Linked DNA regions of Homo sapiens: region 1 is linked to region 2. A link is an interaction called in ENCODE POLR2A ChIA-PET data of the cell type or tissue named here. Cell type or tissue: IMR-90. All regions are shown on one strand. Each heading gives the region's core, and the rest is flanking DNA. Links, peaks and the distances in the headings are about the cores only.

Region 1 (11,125 bases), core at 1,549-9,548, 63 kb after region 2:
TGGGTACAAAAAATTTAGAAAGAATGAATAAGACTTATTTGATAACACAATAGGGTGACTGTAGTCAAAACAATTATATATTTTAAAATAAAGAGTGTAATTGGACTGTTTGTAACTCAAAGGATAAATGCTAGAGGGCATGGATACCCCATTCTCCATGATACACTTATTTCACATTGCATGCCTGTATCAAAACATCTCATGTACCCCATAAATATATACACCTACTATGTATGCACAAAATTTTTTAAATATAAAAATTAGCTGGGCATGGTGGTGTGTGCCTGTGGTCCCAGCTACTCGAGAGGCTGAGGTGGGAGGATTGCTTGAGCCTGGGAGGTTGAAGCTGCAGTGAGCCATGACCATGCCACTTCACTCCAGCCTGGGCAACAGAGCGAGAGCCTGTCTCAAAACAAACAAAAAAACTCAGGGCAATTGCAAGGAGGGAGGCAAGACCTGATATTTAGAAATCCTCCTTTTCATAGTAATAGGATTGGACTTGAGATGCCTTACAGTGTTAGAAGGGGTACCTTTTCTTCTGTTTCCTTTGGGAAGGATAGGCTGCTGAATGGTCGAAGCAGGGAATTAATGTCATGCACAGAGTGGGAGTGTATTCGGCAGGATAACAGAACCACTGCTGCAGGGAAGGCCTCCTAGTTGGCCCTGAATGATCCTGGTTTAAAAACTTTTTAAGATAAGAAATGAAAAAAAGACTAAGTCTCTTAAGTCAACAAGTCAGGCCTAATAGAGCCACTTTTCTGTTTGCCCTTTGGAATGCAGATCCTCCTAGAACTTGTCACCACTTTGTACACGCAGCACGCCCAGAAATGTTTAAGTGGGAGGAGGGGAAAAGATGGCTCATGGCCTGCTGCCCTGCCCCAGTGTCCTTCAGTGGCTCCCTTATGCAGCTCTGGCCAGGTGCCACCTGCCCTGACGTCGGGCCTGCTAGTTGGCTGGCTGGTGGCCTGCCCTGGGCGAAGGTGTGTGCTCACAGGCAGGTTGCATTCCACACCCTGCCGTTCTGGCCCCTGGAGTCCAGCCGCAGTGGTCACTGCTTAAATATCACTTCTCGGGAGATATTTCCTTTTGTAATTTGCCCTCGGTCTTGTCTTATCTTCGAAAGGTTGCTGGAATTTCTCTGTTCCTTGGAGTTTGGGGGTTTTTTGATTTGTTTTTTCTTTGGTGCTTGTAAAGGTAGGAAAGAACTTCGTGATTTCTGTAACATAACAATGTTTTATGCTTATGGGAAGGCCAATTAAAGTTCATAACAACTTGGCTGGTGCAGTGCCTCTGTCTCTAGCTAGGGAGATTCTGGTGCTTGGTGCTGGAGAAATTCCCAGTCTGAATTGGAAAGGGACAGAAGGAATAACAGCGAGTGTGTTGAAAGTTACCTTCCACCTTTTCCTTGTGTGGTTACACAGTGTGCCTCCCAACTGCTGCTTGGTGACCGTGCCGGTGCCTTTTCCCAGCTCAGCAGGAGGAGGCTGTGTGGGGGTCCCCCGAGAGCAGCCAGGAGGTTGGGGATGGCAGCCTCCCCAGGCAGTCCTGCAGGTTATTTGGGGGATGCTGAGATTTGCACCAAAATGGAAGTTTCCCCACAGCTTCCTTCCTAACTGCAACACTATGGAGCATGTGGAAAATGCATGTTAGTTAGGCAAGCCATTCCCTCTGGGCCTGTAAGTAATTTTAGGCTCTGTTAAAAGTACACATTCCAGTTCATCAGATTTTCCCGGGAGTATCGTAAAACTTTTACCCTACTCTGTTCAACAGGATGGAACAGCCCAGAGGAGGCATCCTAGGACTCAGCTGCTGCATTGGTCATGGGGACAGGGGGATGGAGTACACAACACAGTCATATATTAATCGTCCCATCAGTAATTTGTTTCTCCAGCGGTCATTCCTTTACTTTTAGGGTATGCTGTAGCACTCTCGTTCTGAGCAGTTTTCTTTTTTTTTGTTTTTGTTTAAGTTCCCATGGCATTGCCTAAAAGTTTTATTTTACACGTTAGTAACACATTTCCATCCTATGTGTCTTTTACTTCAGAAACAAAGAAAAGAGTGGTAGCCAGCCCGCCTGCCTGGATCACATGCAGGACAGAAGAGCCTTGTCCCTCAAAGCCCACCAGTCAGAGAGCTACCTGCCGATTGGTATGTTTCGGGGAATTTTCAGGGAGAACGTCAGTGTTACCCTGGTTTCCTTCAGGCTGTTACCCTGCCCCATCTAGTTGTCTCATTCGAAAACGACACAAGGCCTCAGGCCTGCAGCCTGGAGGGGAATGGGTTTGCAGAATTATATCCGGCGGCGAAGCACTGAGCTAGACACCGTATGCCAGCTTTTAGGCCTCGTAGCAAGCCTTCAGGGTAGGCATGATTATTGCCATTTCACAGCTGAGGAAACTGAGGCACAGATAGGTTAAGTAACTTGTCCAGAATCACCCAGCATTTGAACCCAGGTTTTCTGATTCAAGCCCATTTAAAAACTGGTAGTCTTCATGACAAATGAGCCTACTCCCTTTTCCCGGGTGGGCGGGTGGATCCTGGGGCTTTTGGCAGAACAGCTGTCCAGGCCAACTCCCCTTCCTCTCCATTCTGCTTCCAAGGCTGGAAGAGTGATAAGGTATGGGGTATGGGGAGACCTACTAAGCAGTTACATTAGTAAGACAGGGGGTTGTTTTCATTATTTTCATAACTGACTTTCCCTGGGACCACAAAGGGATTTTCCTAATGCCCCTGCGTAAACTACCTCCATGTAGGTTACCCCAGTGTCTCTTTTCCCTTCCCTGTCTCCAGCTCTCCTTTGGAAGCTGGCTGGGATCCACCCTTTGAGAGTGGCATTTTAGGTGGCTAACGACTTCTGTTTCTTAGGGCAAGATTACATTATTCATGCCCTCCTCGCTCATATATTTTATCATTCTGACTGTCCCAGCCTTCTATGACCATACAACATTTGTAGCCCAGGTGTCAGCAGTCCCCGGGATTTCTATTTGCACCCAGGAGTGTGGGATGGGGCAAGCCCAGCCCAGCCCTCACGATGCTGTAGACTCCCTGAGATTGGGCGTGGGACAGTCACACTGAATTTTCTTTTGGAAATGAAAATGAAAATTGAAGCCCAAGGGCATGAATGGAGGGCTGGGGAGCTGCCACTCTGGTTTTGTTTGTTTTATATTCTCCACACAGATGAGCTTTCTCTGACCTTTTCTTATCCCCCACAGGCTGCAAGCTGCCACCTCAGTCCTCGGGTGTGGACACAAGCCCCTGCCCAAACTCACCTGTGTTCAGGACGGGAAGCGAGCCTGCCCTGAGCCCAGCAGTGGTTCGGAGGGTCTCCTCAGACGCCAGGGCTGGGGAGGCGCTGAGGGGATCAGACAGTCAACTGTGCCCTAAGCCCCCGCCTAAGCCCTGCAAGGTGCCGTTCCTCAAGGTTCCCTCGTCTCCCTCTGCCTGGCTCAACTCAGAGGCCAACTACTGTGAACTGAACCCAGCGTTTGCCACAGGCTGCGGCAGGGGAGCAAAGCTACCCTCATGTGCCCAGGGAAGCCACACAGAACTGCTCACAGCCAAGCAGAATGAGGCGCCAGGTCCCCGGAACTCTGGCGTCAACTACTTGATCCTTGATGATGATGACAGGGAAAGACCTTGGGAACCTGCGGCAGCTCAGATGGAGAAGGGGCAGTGGGACAAGGGCGAGTTTGTGACGCCCCTCCTGGAGACTGTCTCCTCCTTCAGGCCCAACGAGTTTGAGTCAAAGTTCCTTCCCCCTGAGAATAAGCCCCTGGAAACAGCAATGTTGAAACGTGCAAAAGAACTGTTCACCAACAACGACCCCAAGGTCATCGCCCAGCACGTACTGAGCATGGACTGCAGGGTAAGCGCTGGGGGTCCTGGTGCTCCTCTGGCTTTTCAAGGTTTGGTAAGAGCTAGGGGTCCCGGTGCTCCTCTGGCTTTTGTAGGTTTGGAAGGAGGGGATCCATCTGGCCTCACTCTGCCTCACCCATTAAATGCTTTGCCCATAGGAAAGTCTGAAGATAACACCAGCATGGGAATTTATTTAAGGGGTGGGAACCACAAGCTGGGACAACCTTTGCCCAAGCAGGAAGCTTATAAAATTCATCTCAGACAGAGGGATGGCAGGCTGCTGCCGGGGGTGGGGGCCGCCCTCTTCTCCCACCCACCCCTGCTGGCATCAGCAGCTGCAACAGAATCCTCCTCACACCTGGTGCTTATTTATAAACTACCCCCTTGCCTCAGCTCCATCAGAATTGGTAAAGCCAAAGCTACAGGAGAGTAGATTGTAGATGAAAATGTAGTTTCTGGAGTAGCAGACCTTGGTTATTTTTATTACATTATACTTATGCATTACATATTTATTTTATTACTAAAATGATCTTTAGTATAAACATCTTTAAAGCTACCTTGATTTTTAAAATAATCCTTCCTCAATTTAGAAAAATTCTAAAATGGCGGAGCATGTTGGCTCAAGCCTGTAATCCCAGCACTTGGGGAGGCCTAGGCGGTGGATCACCTGAGGTCAGGAGTTCAAGACCAGCCTGAGGCATGGAGAAACCCCGTCTCTACTAAAAATACAAAATTAGCTGGGCTTGATGGTACACGCCTGTAATCCCAGCTACTCTGGAAGCTGAGGCAGGAGAATTGCTTGAACCTGGGAGGCGGAGGTTGTGGTGAGCTGAGATTGCACCATCACACTCCAGCGTGGACAACAAGAGCACAACTCTGTCTCAAAAAAAAAAAAAAAATTCTAAAATACAGATTAAAAGATAAAACCACACAAATCCAGTTTCCTGGAGATCACCATTGTCAGCATTTGGTTTACGCAAAAACATTATTATTTTCTCTGTAAATGGATACATGTAAATAATTGCATGTGTAATATCTGTTTGCCACAGGTCTGTACACACTATTCCAAACCCTGAACCTTTCATTGACAAACATGACTGTCTTTCCATGTGATTAAATATTTACATTGTCACCTTTTTTTTTTTTTCTGAGACAGGGTCTCACTCTGTCACCCAGGCTGGAATGCAGAGGTGCGTTCACAGCTCATGGCAGCCTTTGCCTCCCAGGCTCAAGTGATCCTCCCACCTCAGCCTCCTGAGTAGCTGGGACCACAGGCGCATGCCACCACACCTGGCTAACTCTTTGTATTTTTTGTAGAGATAGGGTTTTGCCATGTTGCTCAGGCTGGTCTTGAACTCCTGAGCTCAAGTGATCTGCCTGCCTTGGCCTCTCAAAGTGCTGGGATCACAGGTGTGAGTCACCGCACCCGGCCCATCACCATTTTTTTGTAGGAAACGTTTATTTTAGATGTAAGTGACTTTTGTTCATAGGTGGTCCCAAAGCAACCTCATCCTTAAGAGAGATTAAGTCACTTTTTCAGATCCGTCGGGATTCGTTTTAGGACCTTCAGTGGCTAGCAAAATCCACAGAAGCTTGCATTCCTTATATAAAATGGAATAGTATTTGCATATAACCTATGCAATCCTCCTGTAGATTTTAAATCATCTCTAGATTACTTACAACACCTAATACAACGTATATGCTTTGTAAATAGCTATTATACTGCATTATTTAGGGAATAATGGCAAGGAAAAAAGTCTACATGTTTCATACCAATGCAGCTTTTTTTTTTTTTTTCCTGAATATTTTTGATCCTTGGTTGGTTGAATCTACTGTTGCAGAAGCCACGGATAAGGAGGGCTGACTGTATTCTAGACACCAGATGTTGTCTCAGGCGATGGTGGGCTCGGTCCATCTTTTCAATATAAAGAGGCTGGTTCCTGGGCATTTGAAGCCCTTTTTTATTTGTAGCTCAGTGAAGTCAATTAGCTTCAGACGTCAGGGCTTATTTAGGAACTGGGTTTTCCTTCCTATGTGTTGAATCATGGCAAGAAGTCCAGTCTCAGAACACTCCTGCAGGGAGTGCCAAAGTTGATGGAGGGCTCCCCAAAACAGGCTTGAGGAACTTTAGGCAGCTGCTGACCATCCTGGAGTAAACAAGACCCTTGCTGACAACAGAACTTGAGGGATGACTCAGAAACCAGAGTAACTCATTGCCCAGGCCTGGGAGGTGGGGCTGAGGGTGGACTTCTGCTGAGCAGGCCTTGAGAAGAGAGCCAGGGCTGCACTGGAAGAACAAGGGCCTGCTGTACTTTTGGCCAGATGGCCTCGGGCAGTGCTCACAGGTAGTCACGCAATTTGCGAAGTTATCCGGACCTCACTTTAAAGCGAGCTTAACCTGTTTGGGAGGTAGGAGGATTGAGGATTTCTGTTCTAGTCAGTCAGGCACATTGGGCCCTGAATCTGAGAGCAGAACCATGTCAGTGGGCCAGGAGGGAGACTCTGGCCTGGTATGAACCTGCGTGGGTTCTCCATAGAGGAAGCTCCTCGTAGAAACAGGCCTGGGTTTACAGAGCAGCCCGATTCCCAGGGGAATGAATCCTTCCTGTGGCCCTGGGCAGGGCTTAATGATCCTCTAGGTGGAGGAGAGATGCCTGCCTGCCCGCCCTTGGCAGGAGGCCTGGGACCTGCCCACTACCTTTGGTAGCCATGAAACTAGACCCCAAGGATGTTCCCAACTGAAGAATGCAGTCTCCCTGGCTTGCTGTGGTGCATTTTGTCCTCCTAGTGGGGCCTCACTCTCATGTCTGCCTGCAGGCACCCCTGGACAAGGGGCTGGATGGGGTCCCCAGGCAGCGAGCAGGAGCTAGCCTGGACTCTGCCCACCCAGCCCCAGGGCAGGGCTATGTTGAAACTTCCTTCTTCCCTGTCTCTGGAGTCTACCACCATTTCCATGTTATCTTCCTGGAACCACTGACTTCCAAGCGGGCACAATCAGCATCTCTAAGAGGGAAATACAACAAGACCTGTTGTTTCCTATCCCAAGTGCAGTGGCAGCCCAGACAGGGCCACCCAGAAGCTGAGAGCAGGCTCTGGCTAGCATCTGGGCCCCGCGTGCTTGTTCCCAGCCATGTGGGCAGATGCCCAGATAGGCCATCAGGACAGTGGGTGGTCCTAAGAGCCCTCCAGGCTCCCTGTCCTGCTGTGTCCATGCCCCCACCCCCCAAGGGCCTAGTTAGGAGCCACTGAGCCCCTCCCACCGTGCGCAAGGTCTTTGCCTATAGCTAGAAGTGAGGACCAGTAGTGAAGCACTTGGCCCGACTGAGCCTGAATCCTGCCTCTGCCACATCAGCTGAACAGCCTCCCCTTCTGTGCCTGTCTGTAAGGAATACAGCTACCCAGGTGGTCAGCGAGGACTAAATGAGATAATAATATATTAAAAGCCCAGGGCACCTTGCCTAGCCCACAGTGAGCACTAAGTGTTTATCCGTGTTATATATTCAGCTTTGACTGAGCGCCTACTGTGCCAGGGCAGCTTGTGGTCTCTGCTCTTGGAGCACCTGCTATCAGGTGGGGGTGGGCTGGGGAGGGACAGTGATGCAGGAACTTGGGCCACAACCCAGGTGGGAAACGCCCTGCAGGGGAAGGCACAGGAGCTGTGGGGCCTCTGGGCAGGGCCTTGAACAGGGAGTTGGGTGTGGAGATGGGGCAGAGATGTCCAAGATGAGTTTGGAAGGCTGCATCTTTGGCCCGATGAACACCAAAAGCATCTTGCAGACGGCAGGCAACGCACATGCACAGACACTTAGTTGTCAAAACCCATGGAGAGAGGGGTTGGTTTACAGCAGATTCATTCTGTGTGGGTGGAAGAAGATGGGGTTAGGGGTGGGGTGTGGGAGGGCTTCATACGTCTTTTCTAAGTCTCTACTTCTGGGCTCATACCAGTTTCTTGCCTTCAAGGCACTTTACAGTTGAGTTGGGTGCAGATCTGATCCTCTGTGCCAAGGGGAACAGAACCAGTGAGTGGAGCCAGGCAATCTCATGGCATTTTAGAAAGGCCCTTGCGGCTGGGAGGAGGGCTGGGCCGGGACCCCATCAGGGCTCTCCTGGGTCCGTGCAGCAGCCTCCAAGGCAGTGGAAGAAGGAGCAGAGGGTGGAGTCCAGAGATGCAGCAGAGCAGACCAGCTAAGATTTGGAGGGCAGAAGGAAGCCTCATCGGGGGTGCTTCTGCCACCCTGCCCTGTGGAGTCGGCTCACAGTAAATGCTCTAGACATGTTTGTCCTTCCTTTGTGTCAGTGAGCTGCATAACCTTGGGCATTTGTCAGGGAACCTAATGCAGGCCCTGCGGTGTGAGCTTGGGATCCCCTCAGCCCTCAGGCAAGCAGGCGTGGCTCCAGGGAAGTGACCCAGGCATGGCATATATGTGCCGACGAAATGCAGACTGGAGAGCAGGGGCCGCCGCCCATCTGCCAGGTTTTCCAGAGCAAACCTGAATCAATCACAGGCCTTTTAATCTCGCCACCCAGAGCGTGGGGGACACCCCTCAGAAGTACAGGGTTTGGGACCTCTGACAGAGGGCAGCTGTCTAAATATGCGAGGAAGCGTGCATGGCGTGCGTCTGGGCTGCCTTGCCAAGGTCAAGTTGTAAATCTCTTTCCCAAGATCTGGCCAGAATTCTTCCCCTTTCCACATGGCTGATGATTCAAAACTTGTATTTTCAGGTAGCTTTTAGGGGTTCTAAAGTTATCTGAATCCTTTGCAAAGTCCTTGAGAAAGGTGAACTTAGCAGTTATGTTAGAAAAGGGGAAACTGAGGCCCAGAGAGCACAGGTAGGAGCACAGTAGGAATTCTGCATCCTGTCGTGGCGTCTACCACTAGAGAGCTCATCCACAGGGTCATCCCCTCAGGGTTGACAGTAGTTCAGCCACAGAAGTTACAGGGTAGGGTTAGTAATACCACCTAAACATCCAGATGTGTTTTGATAGCCTGGGGTAATTAAGGTTGAGGACAAGTGTACCAGATCAAGGAGAGGAACCGTCCCATGCCTGCCGTGTGTTCAGGTGGCTAGACTTGTTGTTGCATCTGTTAGTTCCACTCTTAGTACATCATTGTGCTGTGAGGTGTCATTAGCCGCCGTTTAATTTTTCTTTTGTTTTTAGAGACAGTGTCTTGCTCTCACCCCGGCTTAAGTACAGTGACATGATCATAGCTGACTGCAACCTCAAACTCCTGTACTCAAGTGATCCTCCTGTCTTAGTGTCCCAAGAAGCTAGGACTGCAGGCACACACCACCATGCCTGGCTAATTTTTAATTTTTTTGTAAAGATGGGGTCTCGCTATGTTGCTCAGCTGGTCTCAAACTCCTGTCCTCAAGCAGTCCCCCCACCTTGGCCTCCCAAAGCACTGGGATTAGAGGCATAAGCCACCTTGCCTGGCCTATTGGCCCCATTTTAGAGACACACTGGCTCAGTTGTAACACTTCTCCATGACATTGTAATAACTAATACCTGATTCTAATAAACTGAGATTACATACTAGAATTGAGATGGGTTGAGAGCTGTCTGGGACAAAGATTTTAAGAAAAGCCTCTCAGGAGAAAGAAGAGTGTTTGAGAGCTCAGGTTTCCAATCACTGTACACATTTTTAATAGTTTCCAGACGTATAGAGCATTTACTGAGCCCAGGAGAAGCGTAATTAAGGGTAATAGCAGCCAGCTGTGGCTGTTAAGTGAGAACATGAATGGCAAAGCCCACAGCGGAGAGGCTCTTGGATGAGATTCTGCTCTTCCACTGCAGGGGATCGGTCAGCTCCGAACACATGCAGCCTTGCTGTTGGCAGCAAAACGTCGCAGCAGGATCCGGCCGGTGTCAGACAAAAGCTCAGAGAACTAAACTGTTCTCTGGCTGGGCAGAAACACTTAACAAATCTGTAGATCTGCAGAGCAGTGTCAGCATCTCCCACCAGTCTTTCTTTTCCCCCTAAGTTTTATACTGTACTATGTGTATTTAAACACCCTAAACATCATATAAGAACAGCATTGTCAGCAGCTGCTTATAAAGAAATGTAACTCATAAAGTGTCCACGCCATCGTAGTTCAGTGTGTTTCTTCTCATATGCTGAATTCATGATCAGGCAAGCCCACTTCCTGATCCAGTGTATTTCAACTTTGGCTCTTGACAGGTTGCTAGGATACTTGGAGTCTCTGAAGAGATGAGGAGGAACATGGGGGTGAGCTCAGGCCTGGAACTCATTACCTTGCCTCACGGACACCAGCTGCGCCTGGACATAATTGAAAGGTGAGCAGTGCCGTCCTCTGCACTTCCGACCCTCCCAGCTCCTTCCAGGCATCAGAGCAGCAGGTTTTAGAACAAAGAGAGGCGCAGCACCAGCCTAGCCCTGGGGTAACAGTACTTCAGGGCGCATGGCCTACAGCGACTCTTCCCAGAAGCCTGAGCCTGAGAATTCCTGGAGTTGCACACAAAGACAGCACAACTCAGGAACAAAGAATGTGTTCCCGTCCCTGCTCCTGGAGGAGTGGATGGAGAGAATAGATGGCCTGAAGCCAGTGACTCAATTGGCCTGTGTGAGCAGGAGTCACAGATCCTGCAGCCTGGGGCAGAGCTGGGGCCCCAGCACCTGGAGTCTCCTGGGTCTCCTGCCCAGCAAGCTGCCCCTTTGTCTCTTTGGGGGTTAAGATTGCTTGAGGAATTAGGAGGAGTTTGTGGGAAAGGCTGGGAAGAGCAGAGTCTAGACAGTGTTTTCTTTGAGGGGTGGACAAATAGGGTCAGAGGTTAGGGGATGACGGCACTGGTCCGGGGCCTCCGAGGCATCCCTCCCCTCTTCTCATGAAAAGCCAGGGCCCTGGGCATCCATTGAAATGGAATGTTTAGGAATTAGAAAGACACCAACAATGAGGTATGTTTTTAAGAAAAGAAGCTCTAGACTAGATATCCATATTACCACAAAGCCAGCCTTTTTGACACATTTTTTAAAAGTTGATTTGGGCAAGACTATCTTGTTAAGTTTTCTGTCTGTCCAGCCCATGTCCTAGTTGCCATTACTGACTGCCCATGGCTTTCCATGAAGTTCCAGGTCACAGTGCTGTCCAGGAAAGCTTTCTGTGGTAACAGACGCATTCTGCACTGGCTATTACAGTAGCCACCAGCCACATGTCACTCTCGGGCACCTGAAATGTGACTGATGTGATTGAAGGATGACTTTTTATAATTAGAATTTGCTGTTTTCACGGTAAAAAGCCACTTCTCGGGG
Region 2 (11,125 bases), core at 1,280-9,279:
CTTCTCTTGGCAGAAGAGAAGGAAACTAGGAGTTGCTGAGCAATCTGTGTCTTCCCTTAGCCCAGGGCCCTTTGCTTCCAGCAGTTGGCTCTCCTTGTTCTCAGTCTTCTTATCCTAGTTACTAGAGCTTTCTTATGCATCTTAATTTTTCTTCTCTGGTTCCTTGAAGCTGGAGCTGGTATTCAAGAAGAGTTCCCTGCCCTCTAAAGCAGGGAACAGTCAGTGAGAGCAGTCAGTCTCACTGTGGAAGTTAGGTCCAAGCAGGGGGAATGACAGCTAATGACACAGGGCAGCCTGCAGGAGTGGTGCAGACCAGGGAAGCTGCAGCCAGGAGCCAGGCTGAGGGAAGGTACCTCAGGGAGGGCTTCCTGGAGGAGGTTGGACCAAGACCCACTGGCTGGGAGAGGCCGTCTTGGCTGGAGTGATGGCGGGCCTCAGACAGAAGAGGAAAATGAGGCTCCTCAGGTAACTTGGGGTTTCCAAATAGCTGGTCCTCAGTTTTGCTGTCAGGACACTGGAGTACTGTTATGAATTAGGAAGGTTTAATCACAAGTAGGAGGAAATATAAGCAAGCACTGACTGATGATAGTTAATGTTAGAGATTTTAGGAGAGAAGCTGGGAAGACAAACCTCAAACCTCTTTAGCCAGTTAACGAAAAATTCTCTATTTTATTCTTTCTTTTTCTTAATTATCCTAATGTCATTCATTTAAGACCTTAATTTTTAACGAGTCTCCTTTTGGGTCTCTATTTCAGTCAAACCTCGTTGAAGACCATCCCTTTTCATTTTTAATGTGTAATTTCCATTTACCAAGAGTAGCTTTTGGTACTTTTACCATTTACCAAGATCAAACCATTTACCTCTACACATAGCACCTCTCTCCTCCATCCCATTATGCCTCTCACTAAAGCAGAACTACAACCCTCACCTCATAAGCCCTGCTTTTATTGCAGACATTTCAAGGGAATGGCTTTGGATGGCTTTAATAAAATTTTCCCTAATTTGAGTCATTCATCCAATGCTATGTCGTGTTTGATTGACCCATGTTACTTTCCTCATGTAGAGATAGTCCACTGGCACCCAGATATTTCAGAATTTTAAGTGAAAAAGAAAAGATGGACCCAGGCGCGGTGGCTCACATCTGTAATCCCAGCACTTTGGGAGGCCGAGGTGGGCGGATCAGTTGAGGTCAGGAGTTCAAGACCAGCCTGGCCAACATGGTGAAATCCCCATCTCTACTAAAAATACAAAAATTAGCCAGGTGTGGTGGTGCATGCCTGCGATCCCAGCTACTCAGGAGGCTAAGTCAGGAGAATCGCTTGAACCCGGGAGGCAGAGGTTGCAGTGAGCCAAGATCACACCATTGCACTCTAGCCTGGGCGACAAGAGCAAGACTCGAAAAAAAAAAACATATTTCAAGAAAACAATACATAGGAACTTTATCGTACAGCTGGTCTCAGATGCCATTGTTTGGGGCTACCTTATACGTGAGAGCGCTTCAAATCTCCTTTGGTACTTTAGTTACTAAGTCATAACCAAGAGCAGCAAAGTGAGGGTCTCTTTGGAAGCAGAGTGTCCTTCTATTTAGAAGAAGTGTTTTCTCTAGAATATCACTGTCCCGTAGAACTTTTTGCAGTGTTGGAAATATTCTATAATTGGGTCATGCTAGCTGCTAGCCACTAGTGTAACTGAGGAGCTGATTTGTAAATTTTATTTGGCTTTAATTTAAATAAAGCTTGTTTAAACATCTTAAATTTTATACTTCTGTTAACCTGTATGTTTTTATGTTCTGGTCTCAGGAACTCTTTTTTACCCCTAGAACATTTTACCTTTTCTGGTGAAAAGGATTTGGGTTCCCAGCAAGGAGGTGCATCTCTAAGACAGCAAATTTGATTAGGCTTCTTAAACAGTCCTATGATTCTGTGGGAGGGGCATTCATGTTTAGAGCAAAAATTCACCACACAAGAATCATTCTTATAAAATTACTTTCCTTTTTACCTTCTTTACCAAAAATACCTCTTTAAATCTTTAACTTTCTTTTCATCTCTTATTTCCTGATTCCTTTACCTTGTTTTAGACATAACTCTATGAGGTTTGAGTTAGACAAAGATATTTTACCTTTAATAAGAACATTAAAAAGAAAATGTTTTCCTGTAATTCTTAAATCAGAAATTACCCAGATACTTAATATCAAATAATAACCTTAGATTCTAAATTATGACAAGTTTGTTTGTAAGCATTTATTCCATTACATTTATCTGATTAATGTAATAGTTTACCTAGACTATTAACAAAAACTGTGATAGCTAATATTTAAAGTTATTTTCCTTTTAACTATTTTTATAGCTGTGAATTTCAGGTATTTACTTAAGTAATAAAACTTATGCTTAATTTTAAGGTTATTTATTCCAATAACTCAGCATTTAGTTATTTTCATTAAGCCAACAATATTTCATAGGTATACACAAGCAAAGATTATTCTGTCTTGGGCTGGGTTTTATAGTTGATAACCCTCATGGCAAATGTTATAGTATTCTGCAGGGATAAACATTGCTAGTATTTTACCAATAATTTTTTTTTTTTTTTTTTTGAGACGGAGTTTTGCTCTTGTTGCCCAGGCTGGAGTGCAGTGGCGCCATCTCAGCTCGCCGCAACCTCTGCCTCCCAGATTCAAGTGATTCTCCTGCCTCACCCTCCCAAGTAGCTGGGATTACAGGCACGTGCCACCATGCCAGGCTAATTTTGTATTTTTAGTAGAGACAGGGTTTCTCCATGTTGGTCAGGCTGGTCTTGAACTCCCGACCTCAGGTGATCCACATGCCCCGGCCTCCCAAAGTGCTGGGATTACAGGCGTGAGTCACCGTGACCAGCCTACCAATAATTTTAAAGCCACCTTATTTATTAAAGATTTTACTTAAGTCATGGGTATCTGGGTAATTTCCAATTTAAGAATTACAGGAAAACATTTTATTTTTAATGTTCTCATTAAAGGTAAAATATCTTTGTCTAATTCAAACTTTATAGGGTTATGTCTAAAAGCATTTGACTAGTCTTTTAAGTATCTGATTAAGTGCTTTTATATATTTTTTAAGCCAATTAATTAGAGCTCTTTATATATTTTTAGTAGTGAAACACTGTTTACACAATGTATAAATACATAGAGGTATTTAGGCATGCTGATAGAAATACATTTTATAGATTCATAAAGACTTCCTTTTTCCTTTTTTCTAGTTAAAAATTCTTAATAACATGTTGCATCACTCTAGGCAGTTCTCAGCTAAATAGTCCTAAATTTTCATATGAAAGGAAAGAACTTAGGTGAAGATCCGATAGCAAAATTTACATTATAAGCTACAGGGAGAAAAAGTTTGGTGTGCTAGAGGGAAATTAAAATAAATTTAGCTGCCAATTAAACATAAATATTATAAAATTATATATTTATATATCATGTATATATAATGTATAATATATGCATATCATAAAATGCATATATAGTCTATAATGGCCTTTTAAATATACATGGATACATATATATACACACACACACACACACAAAGATCCTGTAGCTTTACTTTAGTACTTTAGCCATGAAATAAGTATAAATTCACTGGCTTGCAAGAAAAAAAAAACTGTTAGATCCAAACAGTGGTTTTTATCTCAGTGGAAAAGTAACAGCAGATTTAAAGTAGGCAGAAAGGAAGACAGAAAAAGAGAATTTAGGAACTCTATAGTTTGCAGGTCGACCCTAGGGTTCTTTTTCCTTAATGTAAATGTGCACAAAGACCATATTACTTCTATTTTACATAAACTCTGGGAAGTAGAGGTGCCATAAAACCTACAGAGTACTCAAAAGGGGATCATTCTCCTTATTTTCTCCTTATTTTTAGAGTATTTCTTTCTCACATTTTTTTTTTTCCCCCTTGAAAGGAGGAACTGAGCTCTGGCCTAGGATTTTTGTGTGGTGGATGGATATGTGTCCTGGATGAGCCATTTTAAAAATTAATTTGCACTGAGGATTTCCCTGCAGGGTTGCTGCACATTGTGGGGGGCCAACCCCCTAGACACTCCCACGAGGCCCCCAGTCACCCATGGGCGCTTTTTGGCTGGGAGGAGCAAATGCCCTTTCTCTTCAGAGCTGAAAAAACTCAGTCTCTCATTTACCTATGAAAACAACAGTTCAGTTTCTCACGCAAATATGCACAGTCAAGCCAAATTGAGATTAATTCTGAGAGAAAAAGCAATAGAGGAGACCCTTTAGAATGCACCTTCGAACTGGAATTAGGATTCTTAAACAACAACTTCCTAGGAGAAAAATCAGCTCAAGAATAAATTAAGGACCATCAACCAAAACAGGAGGTCCAGAGCTCAGGAGGACTTACCAGTTCCACCAGAGGAGAAGCTCAAACTGGGTGAGGCTTCAATGGGCCCTGGCTGGTACCTTAGCTCCAGTTTTGGGCAACTCCTTCAGGGTCCTGAGTCTTCTCTGAGGCCCCACATGTTTGGGCATCAAATTATTGTCAATGAAAAGAGTCAAACTCTGTAAAATATTTGAAGAGATTTATTCTGAGCCAAATATGAGTGACCGTGGCCTGTGACACAGCCCTCAGGAGGTCTTGAAAGAATGTGCCCCTGGTGGTTGGGGCGCAGCTTGGTTTTATACATTTTAGGGAGGCATGAGCCATCCGTCAATCAAATACTTTTAAGAAATACATTGATTTGGTCCAGAAAGGTGGGACAACTCAAAGCAGGGGCTTCCAGGCTGTAGGTGAATTTAAACATTTTCTGGTTGACAATTGGTTGAGTTTGTCTAAAGACTGGGGATTGATAGAAAGGAAATGTTCAGGTTAAGATAAAAGATTGTGGAGACCAAGGTTCCTTTGAAGTCTTATAGTGGCTGTCCTTAGAGACAACAGATGACAAATGTTTCCTGTTCCAGTCTTTAAAAGGTGCTAGACTTTTAGTTAATTTCTTTAGGATTGGGAGGGCCTGGAAGAAAAAGATTTAGCTATGTTACTAGAGATTCTTTACAGATGCAAATTTTCCCCCACAAAGGACAGTTTTGCAGGGCCATTCCAAAATATGGCAAAGAAACATGTTTTGGGGTAAAATATTTTGACTTTCTTGTCACATGTTATGCCAGAGTCAGATTGGAAAGTAAGTCACGATATATAGGGTTAAATAAAACCCATCTGATGAGAATTTATGGTTTGTAGGGCATGACTCTCCAGACCCCTTAGATAGGAATTTGGACAAGATTAAAAAATCTGAGCTTAGTCCTCAGTATGTATCCAAGATATACAACATGATGCTATGGAATACATGCAATATTTAAAAGGTTACTAAAGTTGAAGCAAATTAACATATTCATCATCTCACATAGTTATCCACTTTTTTGTTTTTGTGGCAAGATCAGTTGAAATCTACTCAGCATGAATCCCATATACAGTACAATTGTATTACCTATAGTCCTCATGTTGTCCATTAGAGCTCTATGCTTGTTCATCCTACGTATCTGCTGCTTTTTATCCTTTGACCTACATCTCCCCATTTCCTCTGCCTTCTGCCCCCATCCCCATAACTACTGTTTTATTCTCTCTCTGTATTTTTAAAAAAATTTCTTTTTTTTTTTTTTTTTTTTTTTTTTTTTGAGAAAGAGTCTTGTTCTGTCACCCAGACTGGAGTGCGATGGCGTGATCTTGGCTCATTGCAACCTCCGCCTCCTGGGTTCAAGCAATTCTCCTGCCTCAGCCTCCCAAGTAGCTGGGACTACAAGCACTCACCACTACGCCCAGCTATTTTTTGTTTTTGGTTTTTTTTGTGTTTTTAGTATAGTAGAGACGGGGTTTCACCATGTTGGTCATGCTTGTCTCCAACTCCTGACCTCAAATGATCCGCCTGCCTCGGCCCCCCCAAAATGCTGGGATTGCAAGCATGAGCCACCACGCCTGGCCTCTTTTTTTTTTTTGAGATGGAGTTTCACTCTTGTTGCCCAGGCTGGAGTGCAATGGTGTGATCTTGGCTCGCCGCAACCTCTGCCTCCTGGGTTCAAGCGATTCTCCTGCCTCACCGTCCCTAGTAGCTGGGATTACAGACATGCGCCACCACACCCAGCTAATTTTGTATTTTTAGTAGAGACGGGGTTTCTCCATGCTGGTCGGGCTGGTCTCGAACTCCCCACCTGCCTTGATCCTCCCGCCTTGGCCTCCCAAAGTGCTGGGATTACAGGCATGAGCCACCACACCTGGCCCATATGGGGGAATAAAAACACTGGGCACACAGAACAGTAGGATGAATTGCTGAGATTTTCACCAGGAGTGGGTGGGTAACAGCCAGCGATGAGAAGAGAAGGCTCCGTTCCCTCCATCACCCAGGCACTGGGCAACCTGGGGCAGCCCCTCCACCCACCTAAGCCTCTCTCTTCTTACTGTCAATGTGGGCACAACACAGTTACTGGTGGGGACGTTCTGGGGATTAACCCAGACACCACCAGTGACCGAAAGTGCCACACGTTCCCGTACCCAGTCCTGCCTGTCTCCCACCTCTGCCCTCCCCTGAGCTCTATGCTTCAGACTTTCACTTTCTATGCTCAAGTAAATCTAGAATTACCACATGTAAATACTCTAACATTCTGGGGCCTGAATTTGACAGGAAAGCATGTGGGAGCTTCTAGACTGAGGTCATGGTGGTATCTCCCACCCCACCACACACACCCTGTTGTGAATACTGCCTGGGAGATGGGGCCCAGCTTAGTAACTTAGTGAATAGGGTGAAATAATGTTGGACACATTATACTCAATGTAAGAATGCATCGTTCCCAACCATTCTCATATTTATATTTTCTCTTTTCAGGGATCCACATCTTCTGGACCCAACTGTGGAATATGTGAAGGTAGGAAATGAGAATTAAACATGTAGCCGTGACCCTGGGTAGTAGATTTCCCATTTGGAACACAGAGTTGCTAAATAATGCTGCAGCCTGGTTTGTGTAAAAAGCTGATTAGACTCTCCAAAACAACAGGGAGGAAATTTGACTCCCTTAGGCCTTTGGTAAATTTTGTAGGGGTCTCACGTCATCCTATTACAGGTACCCTTATCTGGCCTTAGAGCCAGGTGTGTTTTAAAATTCAGAGTTTGTTTGTTTGTTTTCCAGAAAGGTAATATGGTACGTATAGTAATACTCCCAGAGAGGTTTGGGGTCAGCACTCCATAATCACACTCATTATTTTCACAGTGACAAGTAAGAATATTCACACTAAGAGGGATAAATAGATGACAAATGATTTTGTGTAGTTCAGGTCACATTTTGCCACCAAATGAGTTTGCTGCCAAGTAAGGTTTTTTTAATGTTAGTGTTCAGAGTTTTTTGGATTTTGGAATGTAGATGAGGAATTGTGGACCCATATTTACCTTCAGTGGAGGACCGAAGGCTCCCTGAGATTTTATGAGTCATCTTTTCCATTCCAACAGCCACCCTCTTGTTCAGGGCTAATCTGGGGCCAAGTAGTAATATTAGGTACTTAGTTACTTTCCAGCCGGACTGGCGGTCAATGCTTCTAAGTATTCAACCCTTCTAAATAATGTATTTCTTCGGAGCAGGAAGAAAAGATGCTTTTCACTTCTTCCCTCTGCCTCCGCATTTTCCAGTGTTGCTGTTTGCTTTATTTTCTTTTATTTTTGAAACTGTATTCTGTCACCTCCTACAGAAGAAAGAAGTCTGATTCTCACATTTGGTTTCTTGGATTTATGACAACATACTTATTTTTTGGGAGAAATCGTAGCAAGAGTTAGAGTTTAGAATCAGGAGTCTCATTCCACCTTCGCTATCCCAAAGGCAGCAGCATCCTAGTTTCAGAGTATGTAGGCATGTCGCTTTTGTGTGTACCCATGCCTTCCCCCAGAGTTCTGCCATTTCCTCCCTCTTTAAAAGACCAGAGGATGGACGGAAGAGGAGGAAGCTCCAGTAGAACCACTTGGCCACTTGGGGCGGTCGTAGTGAGGTTTGTTGGAATGGAGGTGGATATTCTTTTTTCCCATCTCTTATACCTGAATGACAACTGAGCTGTGTTTTCATGGGAGAAAATGTATAATCCTAAACCTGCAGGGCTACCACACCAGAATCTGGCCAGAGCTTTATAAATATGTATCTGTGTCCCTCCCGGATGCATCACATGTTTTGTGCAGGTTGTGCATTGCAAAGTATTAGAGGATGCTATTTGCATAGACTGTGATATGACTTAACAAAAAATGCACTCTAGAATTCTGCAGTGTGTAACAACAGCTCTTTAAAAATCACTCCATGCCTTGTTTCAGAAATTGGCTATCTCCTACCACGGGCCAGTCTGGCTGTGCTCAGCAAGTGTACTGCCTTCTTCTTACTCCAATACCAGTTTTTTCTTTTACAAAAGTCTAAACCCTTTTAAGATAATTTGGTAGTGCATTCTCAAGCTAAATATAGAGGATTTTGGAATGGCCTGTTTAGGTATTATGCAAGCTATTGCATCTCATTTATGAATATCAATCATTGTGAGTTGAGTGGTATTGACAAAGAAGAGATATTGGAGTTGTCAGTGGCTTCTGTTTATCTGGGCTCTCTTTGCCTTCTCCTGACAGTGAGATGTGATGGAACTGCTCTTTGAGGTTCAGAGGGTTCTCCTTTTCAAGAACTTGTTGAGGTATTCCGAAGGGTACCCTTTCCTCCTAACTTGATCTGAATCTAGTCAGAGCCTTATAAATCATGTGTCTGTATCCTTCCTGAATGCACCACTTTTTTTTTTCTTTCTCACTTCACCCTTGGTTTAGAGGGATGGTTTGGGAATGTGTTGAGCCAATGTAGGGTATGTATTTTCATTTGCCTCTATGGACACTAAGGCTCTGAAAGCACATTCATAGAGGTCTCTGACGTAAAGGTCCAAGGGGACCCAGGGACCCATCTTCTTGGGTTGGGTCTGTTGTAGCACTTCTCACACTTAGTTGCCCTGTGGAGCCGGGCTGACCAGTGCCAGGAAGGCCTCATAAGTTGATGCCAGCTGGTGCCTCATGGCTGGAGATAAATCAAGGGAGGTGAGAGAGTTGCAGCTAAACTGAGGTGCAGTTTGACCCCCTTAACTTCTTATCTACAATCCGCTTGTGCACTTAATGCCTCTTGAGCTTGGAGAAAAGTAGTTCTATGTGAATTATGTTGTGTCATAAAGGCCCCTTCCAGTAGGTTCAGATTCATTGGCCGAAAAAAACAAGCATCAAGAAGCCAAATTTTAGGATCCATTTTGACTCCAGAATAGGGGGAGTCTTATCCTATCCTGAGTCTCATCCAGGCAGGGGAAGCACCCAGTTGTGGCCAACAGACAGCAGTCCAAATACTGGCAGGAGCTCCAGCCCCAGGTCTCCCTCCCTCCCTGTGTCTTTAAATGCTGCTCCCCTGCTGGGTGCGGTGGCTCACACCTGTAATCCCAGCACTTTGGGAGGCCGAGGTGGGCAGATCACCCGAGGTCAGGAGTTCGAGACCAGCCTGGCCAACATGGTGAAACCCTGTCTCTACTAAAAATACAAAAATTAGCCGGGTGTGGTGGCGGGCATCTGTAATCCTAGCTACTCGGGAGGCTGAGGCAGGAGAATTGCTTGAACCTGGGAGGCGGAGGTTGCAGTGAGCTGAAGTCGCACGATTGCACTGCAGCCTGGGTGACAAGAGTGAGACTCCATCTCAAAAAAAAAAAAAAAAAATGCTGCTCCCCTCCCCATCGGAGACTTTCCAACCATCTTCCCTTGGTTTTTTCAGTGCCCAGATAGAAGAGAGAGGTCTGGGACTGCCTCCTGCCTCCTTGGGTCTGGGAGAGACAAGGTTCTGAGGCTGACCCTCATAGCTCGTGGGGCGAGGGGACTGCAGTGTCATGGCAGGAGAGAGCTGGGTGGAGGAAGAATCCAACATTCAGCTCTGGCAGTTTGTATGTGTGTCCTCCTAGCACCGTGCACCGTTTGTGTTGCAGTACATTCATGCCAGGTGAAAGGGGACCGGTTTCTCGGTTGCTTAGCTACCGGTCGTTCATCCCAAGTGGAATGGAGGAAAATATGCATGGCTGGGAAGCCCCAGGGCTGTTGGGCAGCTCTTTTACCTTGTCCAGCAGGCTGGCCTCCTGCTGGGACTCCTGACAGCACCAAGACCCCAAAGGCTCAATTTGATATTTGGATGTGAGAGGAAAATAAATTGCAGATCCAAAGTAGTCCAGGGATTTGGGGAATCTCATTCCTCACTGTTTCCGTCTCTTTAATTCTGGCACTTACAGGAGAGAATTTTGTTTTTTTTCACATTTTTCCTAACCTTCTCTCCTCACAATTTTTTCCCCCCACAGTAGCTCAGAACATGATCATCTTGATAGTTTGGTTTTAACTTTTGTCTAATCATGAGGTCCTTTTCTGTGGTCAAACGTAATTGATTCTGTTTCCCTGCATTGAAAGGAAAGATTTCTTCCAGGTTGGAAAGCTGAACCCTCCAGAGTGGCTCCACCTTCCTCCTGCTGTTTACCATGTAGCTAGTGACTTCGGTTCCTGGCGTACAGCTCTGGAATTTTCCTCTGCGTACCTAGCATACCTTACCCTAGATAAAACCAAACATTTTTTTTTAATAGGAGGAAATATCTTTTAGAGCCAATAACCCTAGGCAAAATTATGAAGTAGAATTTTATCTCTATACTGCTCAACCTACTCACTGCCCCATTGCACTTGCCCAGATTTTTACTTCGTTAAAACACAATTACACTGTGTCCAGTTTCTTAGATCACTATCAAGTAGTTGCTTAGAAAATTTGATAAAATAGTAGTGCTAAAATGTTAATAAATGATAACAGCTCCATGTGTTCCCCTTCCCAGATAGCTGTCCAACAGAGATTCACATCCCCTGAGACCCCCCACCCCAGGGAGGGAGCTGGGTCCACACTCTGGTTCTTTTTGTTTTGAGACAGAGTCTTGCTCTGTTGCCCAGGCTGGAGTACAGTGGCGCAATCTTGGCTCACTGCAACCTCCGCCTCTCAGGTTCAAGCGATTATCCTGCCTCAGCCTCCCGAGTAGCTGGAACTACAGGCGTCTGCCACCACAGCTGGCTAATTTTTTGTATTTTTAGTAGAGATGGGGTTTCA

What was found. Peaks named below come from ENCODE experiments on the same cell type or tissue, not always from the same donor. Only the 100,000 strongest peaks of a DNase experiment are listed, where the experiment ranks them.
Region 1: POLR2A ChIA-PET joins it to region 2 with 15 read pairs; 2 of 35 experiments call an interaction of 5 or more read pairs at or near these places.

What each region holds. Positions count from the first base shown.
Region 1 is chr1:93,575,041-93,586,165 of GRCh38, reverse strand. BCAR3 (BCAR3 adaptor protein, NSP family member) reads left to right here. Exons shown (of 12, transcript NM_003567.4): 6 at 2,045-2,148; 7 at 3,213-3,865; 8 at 10,037-10,152. Among named protein-coding and RNA genes, the nearest start is that of BCAR3-AS1, 11 kb to the left of the region's middle. RefSeq lists an enhancer at 945-1,457. In IMR-90, for the core only: no CTCF peak of the experiment used is centred there; a DNase peak (open chromatin) is centred at 5,985; H3K27ac peaks cover 977 bases.
Region 2 is chr1:93,638,068-93,649,192 of GRCh38, reverse strand. BCAR3 (BCAR3 adaptor protein, NSP family member) reads left to right here. Exons shown (of 12, transcript NM_003567.4): 3 at 6,850-6,889. Among named protein-coding and RNA genes, the nearest start is that of BCAR3, 38 kb to the left of the region's middle. RefSeq lists enhancers at 4,421-5,142, 6,627-6,676, 9,142-9,777 and a silencer at 9,906-10,200. In IMR-90, for the core only: no CTCF peak of the experiment used is centred there; no DNase peak of the experiment used is centred there.